Linked DNA regions of Homo sapiens: region 2 is linked to region 1. The links are chromatin contacts, found by Hi-C or POLR2A ChIA-PET in ENCODE. All regions are on one chromosome and are shown on one strand. The core of a region is the stretch at or near the end of the contact, and the rest is flanking DNA. Distances in the headings are between cores, read along the strand shown. Region 1 has its middle 190 kb from the start of PTPN20. Region 2 has its middle 130 kb from the start of GDF10.

What was found. A loop is a pair of places that touch in the nucleus more often than their neighbours do. ChIA-PET counts read pairs that join two places held with the same protein, here RNA polymerase II (POLR2A). Pooled maps may share reads with other maps.
Region 2: a loop to region 1 is called in a map of endothelial cell of hepatic sinusoid, with 6 times the contacts of the local background. The contact joins two enhancer-like sites. A Hi-C loop is called at or near these places in 6 of 168 maps with a recorded cell type or tissue (A673, GM12878, aorta and 2 more) and 3 of 50 pooled maps. POLR2A ChIA-PET finds 5 or more read pairs at or near these places in 2 of 52 experiments (AG04450 and PC-9).

Annotation. Positions count from the first base shown.
Region 1 is chr10:47,102,487-47,105,853 of GRCh38, reverse strand. No RefSeq gene overlaps it. Among named protein-coding and RNA genes, the nearest start is that of PTPN20, 190 kb to the right of the region's middle. Within about 2 kb of position 1,658, at least 5 of the 41 ENCODE cell types and tissues checked have a DNase peak (open chromatin) inside an H3K27ac peak, as active enhancers do.
Region 2 is chr10:47,164,148-47,167,484 of GRCh38, reverse strand. No RefSeq gene overlaps it. Among named protein-coding and RNA genes, the nearest start is that of GDF10, 130 kb to the left of the region's middle. Within about 2 kb of position 1,949, at least 30 of the 41 ENCODE cell types and tissues checked have a DNase peak (open chromatin) inside an H3K27ac peak, as active enhancers do.

The sequences.
Region 1 (3,367 bases), core at 409-2,908:
AATAATACACAGGTTTTTGAAACCTTTGGTTAGATCTCATTAAACACTCTGTGCAGCCTGGTTCATCCTGCAAACTGCAGAGAAAGAGGTTTATAAACCTAGATGACAGAGCAGGCCGTGGGCATTGCAGAGGAGTTATCTGGAACTCTCAGTGAATCCCACAACTCATAAATAATATTATGACAAAAACTCTTTCAGTCATTCCAAAAATGTGCTGCTATCAGAGGTGTTATTATAATTTTTTTTTAACTTGGATGTCCAAGAGGGGACGGGCAGTTCTTAATGTTATCCTTTAATGCCTTAGACTGGCCAGGATGGTGGGACACCCTTGCTCAGTGTTGGAGGCTACCATGTGACAGTACAGGCTAAGGCTGGCCTGTCCCCATATGGACTTGTGTCTGCTATTAAATGCTGTCCTCAACTTTAACCTTTTTCCTAGATGAGCTTTGTATGAGTTTTCTATTGCTGCATAAGAAAATTACTCCAAGGCATTAGTGGCTTAAAACAATACTTATTTTGCTTATGAATCTGAAAGTCAGACAATGTGGCTTATCTGTGCCTTATGTGGCATACGTTGGGTTGGAGGGTCTACTTCCAGGCTGGCTCGTTCACTTGGCTGGCAAGTGGCCACTGGCTGTGGACCAGGAGTTCAGCTGGGGCTGGGCACTTGGGATCAGTTCTTCCACACGTAGGCCCCTCCACAGGCTGCTGGGGCTTTCTCACAGTGTGGTGGTAGGGCTCCAAAAGTAACTGTCCCCAGAGAACCTAGCAGAAATGCATGACAATATTATGACCCAGCCTAGCCTTGGATGTCACATGGTGTCACTTCCTCCATATTCTATTACTCAAAGCAGTCACCCAGGCCTGGTTCCAGGGGAGAGGTCATAGGTGCCACTTCTAGATGAGGGAAGTGGTAAGATTGTGGAAAGGCACGTGGGACAGAAGATACTGTTAGGGCCATCTTTGAAAAATACAATCTGCCACAAGTTCTGTCCTCAGCTGGGAAGAGTGCCACCCCTGTCTGCAAGTTCCTCAAGTTTCCCTAACTTAACTTTGCTAGGAGGAAGGGCCTGTTTGGCCAAATACCTAATGCCTTCCTCCCCTTCTCAGAGGGATGTGAATAACTTTCCTGCTTTCCCCCAAATCTTATTTCTGCTGAGAATCAGGAGTACAGCTTCCTGTTAGTGTCACTTCACCACCATCTCCATTAAACATCCTTCTCACTTGGTAATCAGTTTTCCAGCTGCAGCACCTCTGAGATCACTCCAGAAATCATGCCCTCTGCTCCCAGTGTGGGGACCTGTGCTAATCTGAGGCGGGTCCTGAAGCAGCGCCTCTTGGACCTGCTTCTCAGACACTCCATCAGAAGCAAGACACAGTGCCTCCCACTCCGGCAGCTCACCCAAATGAAGGGCCCCTCTCCCTTCATCTAGCACTGCCTGGCCCCTGTCAGACCTCAGCCATCACCACTCCCCATGGAGCCAGAGCTGATAGAAGTATCAGTCCATAAGCCATTCAGACATGCAGACAGACACAGGCCTGGGAAACTGGACTTCTCAAGTCAGTGACGAAAGCTCTGGTGAACACAGCTGAGGAGGTGCTGTCATGATTCTCTCCCATCCCCCAGGAGAGGAAACTGAGGCCTAGGGAGGGTTAATGATGTGTTCATGGTTACAGCTGGAACATTTCAACTAAAAATTTTTGAAGTTGTGTCCAGAATGTTTCCTATAACATTCTGACTTTCCAGAAAAAAATGTAATTGCTATATTTCTCATAGTATTTATCTTATGCATCAAAGTGTGATGTAAGAGTAATAAAAAAGGAATGAACTATTGATATATACAGCAACATGAATGAATCTTAATAAAAAGAGTGTACACTCATCCATCCATAGAAAACTCCAGAAAATGCAAACTAGTGAATAGTAACAAAACAGATCAATGTTTGCCTGAGGATGGGGGCATAAGGGTGGGAGAAAAGGATTATATACGGGTGCAAGGAAACTAGGAAATGATGGATGTCTTTGTTATCTTGATGTGGTGGTGATTTCATATGTGTCACAATGTTAAAAATTGTGCATTTTAAATGAGCAGTTTATTGTATGTCTACTATACCTCAAAAAAGCTATTAAACATGAATAAAAATTATTATGTGAAACAGAGCTAAAGTTATTTTACAGCCATGAAGAAATCAGGATTCCTTTCTATAAATATGTTTGAATAATTTTAATCTGGTGAAGATTTGTACTAATTTCTTAGAGAAAGGAAAAACACAAATAAATGATGAAAATGTAAATAAATAGTTTTTGCTAAAAGGAGAAATTCATATGCCAGGAGCTTGGCTGTCTCTTAATCAAAAAAAAAAAAGACATATGTCATTGTGATTTTGCCCTAAATTAAATTGAAAATGTCATTTTGTTTCATCATCAAGACTATCATCCAAGGGAGATGTTTTTGCTATTGTGATTTTGCAGATTGAAAAACCGAGTCTCAGAAAGTTCTAGGACATCTCCGTGGCAAAGATGGGATTGGACCAAGGTCTCTGTGCCTGGTTCTAAAACTCACTCTTTCATCCATAGCACACCAACTCTTTTCAAATAAAGAGAAAGAGGGAAGGAACAGAATGGATGGAGATATGGGGGCCCTTTTCTTCCAGGTGCCCCAGGAAGGGAATTTTGGAGTCCACTGAAATACCATCCTGGGAAATGGAGACGCAGAGGGGTTGCACCATCCTTGTCTTCCACAGTGACTCTCCTACAAACACCTCTCCTCTCCTTCCCCTCTTTGGCTCCAGAAGGAGCCCTCCTCAGTTGGCCTGAATGCAGCCTTCTGGTGGGAGTGATGAAAGGCTGTGACATGCTCTCTCCTCCTTCCTCCTTATTTTGATGGCAAGAATAGAGAGGAACATTAGAGCTAAAGGATGTCTTCTTACTGCAAGGCCCCTTTGATTCTGGAGGAGCCAAAATGTACCCCAAAGACAAGAAACTGACCATCCCAAAGGTGTTTGGTCTGGAGAGGCAGGAATTTCAGCAGGGAGATTTTAGGTAGACATTAGCAATGCAGGGCCAGTGGATGGAAGCCAGGCAGCAACTTAGGGCTGATCTCTATAGGGATGAGGAGGCCACAGGTGTCCACAGTGACATGAGTGTGAGCTGCACGCTGCCATTAAGTCTTCCCCAGGGCAGAGAGAGTCTCAGGCATCTCTGCACAGTGACTTTGCCTGTTCTTTAGAGTCTTTGTCTGTTCTTAAGAGTCTTTGTTTCAGGTTCGATGGCCGAGAGGTGGAAGTCTTTCTAGACCCTCCTGCCAACCGGAAAGGGTTCAGAAGTGGGGCTGGGTACAGGAGGAGCAGAACCTTCAGAGACAGC
Region 2 (3,337 bases), core at 700-3,199, 61 kb before region 1:
AATCCCAGCTCACTGCAAGCTCCACCTCCCGGGTTCATGCCATTCTACTGCCTCAGCCTCCGAGTAGCTGGGACTACAGGCGCCTGCCACCACTCCTGGCTAATTTTTCTTATTTTTAGCAGAGACACGATTTCACCATGTTGGCCAGGATGGTCTGGATCTCCTGAACTTGTGATCCGCCCACCTCAGCCCCCCCAAAATGCAGGGATTACAGGCGTGAGCCACCACACCCGGCCAGTGTTACAGCTCTTAAAGGTGGCGTGTCTGGAGTTATTCATTCCTCCCGGTAGGATCGTGGTCTTGATGGGTTCATGGTCTCTGTGGCTTCATGAGTGAAGCTGCACACCTTGGCAGTATTACAGCTCACAAACATAGCACAGTTCCCAACACTAAGCAGAATCAAGATTTATTGTGAAGACCAAAAGAACACAGCTTCCACAAACTCGAAACAGACCCTACAGGGTTGCTGCAGTTGGGCCGGTGGCCAGCTTTTATTCCCTTATTTGGCCCCGCCCATATCCTGCTGATTGGTCCATTTTTACAGAGTGCTGATTGGTCCATTTTACAGAGTGCTGATTTGTCCATTTTTACAGAGTGCCGATTGGTGCATTTACAAAACTTAAGCTAGACACAGAGCACTGATTGGTGTGTTTATAATCCTTTAGCAAGACAGAAAAGTTCTCCAAGTCCCCACCCGACCCAGAAGACCAGCTGGCTTCACCTCTCACTTCCATGCTGCCAAGACCCCTAAGACTCCCAGAGCCTCCTTCCTCGGCTCCTCACTGCCCCTTCCCGCCCTACTCCATGCCTCCATGTTTTCCCCAGGACCCAAGGCCAGACTTCGCTCTGAGCTCCCTGACGCTTTGGGCTGAGGCCAGGCCCTGATATACCGGTACTGCAGGAAAAGAAAGGAAAAGAATCCAGAAGGCTCCTCCTGGGCTTGCACAAATTCCCCTCTGCTTGGTCTGAAGAGGCACGTACTAGGAGAGTGCACAGGTAACAGTGAAGCCCCCTTACCCAGTGACCCTTCCTCCTGGTTACCACATTCCCCAGTGGCGCCTGGTCTATGACAGCTGTGTCTCTGCCTCCACAGGGCTCAGGGCAGGTCCTGGGGCACTTCTCCCGCTGGCCCTGGATGAGTCAGCACCTCAGGCGCATGCAGTAGGTGCTCAAGACTCAGATCCCTCCTCTTGTCTAGGCCTCCAGTTGGCCCGGATTCTGGGGGCCCTAGGGGACCCCCTCCCTCCCCTTCTGGCTTTTGCTCACACACACTGGACCTGATAAAAGTTCCAGCATGATTTATCAAACACCCTGGCTCCTCCAGGCTGAGCCCCTGGGGGATTTTGAAAGGAAACAGGCTCCATGTGCTTCCAATCCACTCCACGCAGCTCATTGCGCTATTGTTCCGTCTAGCGGGGGATGTGCGGGACACCCTGGAACCGTTCGTGGCTCTGTTTAAAGATGTTTTTCTTAGAAGCAGGAAGTTACGTCCTGCCAAGAAGAAATGAAAATAAAGCCCCGAGGGTTCACTCGGGGTTCGCTGGGAGCCGCGCTGAGCTGTTGCAGCGTCTTGGCCCGGCCGAGGAGGAAGTTTAAAGGGGCCTCTGTCTAGAGCTCTGAAGGCAGGCAAGGCAGCCTGGCAGTGACCATCAGGCAAGTCAGAGACACACGCGAGCTCTCTGCCCCAGGGGCCCTAGGGTGGCCTCACAGGGCACAGCAGAGCCCTCCTTCTCGTGATCACGCTGCGGTCGGGTTGGCTGCTCCTTCCCATTCGTTCCTCTGAATCTCTGCAGAGGCCGGGGGCATGTGGGAAGGGCCCAGGAAAACCTCAGGTCCAAATCTTGGCTCCTTGTATGATAGACGTGTATCTTGCACAAAGTACTTCACCTCTCTGGGCAGCAGATGTCGTGCTGTGAACTCTGGGGCTGCTCTTCCCCCTGCCCCAGGCTTTCTTACATACTTCCTACTAACCCCCAGCCTCCGAGGACCAGGTTCAGACAAAACTGTCTATCAAAGTCATTCCCTGGGTGAGTGTGACTGAACAAAATCAACAGCCCAGCCCGGTAATGCCAAGAGGCTCCAGGCCTCCCACAGAGGGAGGGGCTCCTCCAAGGCTGTGGGTACAGGTGTTCTTCTGGGGTTCCCAGGGCAAGCCGGGAAGGAGTACTGCAGAGCCCCACGGAAGGATGCATGAGCACAATTGCTCTTTCTTGCCTCTGAGGAAACTTCTTGGCAGACAGTGTAGAATTCATTTCTACCTCTTTTCATTCATTCAACAAGTACTGAGAGCCTTCCATTTGCTTAATAAGAAAAAGGGGCTAGGACTTTGAAAGCCAAAACTGTTTCTGTCATTTACTGACTTTGAGATCTTGGAAAACTATGTATAAGTCTCAGTCTTCTAACTATAGAATGGGAATAAATGTCTCTACCTTTTAGGTCCTTGTAAAGATCAAGCACTCTTGGATGTCCCCTGCACTGCAGGGAAACGTGGCTGCTGCCTCTTCTGGTTGCCTGCAGCTCTTTGCATAGAGTTCATGTTAGCCTTGGTGATTCATGAGTGCGTGATTGTCACCAACACGTGTTTCTGAGTGCTGCAGGGTGGGGGCTGCACTTTATGCCTCAAGCTGTCCCCAGATTCTGGAAGAGTCCCCTGCTCACTTGAGGGTGGGTTGAATGAATAACAAACTGATTTATTTCCTCCATCATGTCCTGAGAGGATACCTGGGCTGCAAAAATAAACATGCCTGAGGTCTACCAGATCTGGGCAGCATGGTGGGACAGAGGGACAACTGAAGGCTGATGTCGTGGTCACCTCCCAGCCAGTTGAAGGGCTGCTGGGGCACTGACGGTAGACAAGACATCTGAAGCCAGTTAGTAAGACTCCAGGGCTTACGAATACTGCCCAGTTCCTGAAAGTGGCGTCCTGCAGGCAAGGAGAGCACACTGTCCAAGTCATAGTTGGAGGCACATTGAAGGCACCAGCACCATCTGGCCCTCTACCCCAGAACTTGGAACCAGCGGGAATCACAGGACTATAGGTTTCAGCTCAACCAAAGAAAGGAGTTCTCAACAATCAGAACTGTCTGACTATAGAATGAGCTGCCGAGGTGTTGAGTTTCCCAGCCCTGAGGGTTTTTATGTAAGGCACCCACAGCTATATTCTAGGAATGTCTTATTGGTGTGGTGAGTCATGAACCACTGGAGGCTTGATTGCGTTCCAAAGTGTGGCACATACACGATTGGTGGTCCATGCGCTGATTTTATAAAGCACACAGACCATTTTTTTAAAAAGTGTGTTTTCTTTCTGTTAAATTATATAGATTTTGTAGTTATTCCC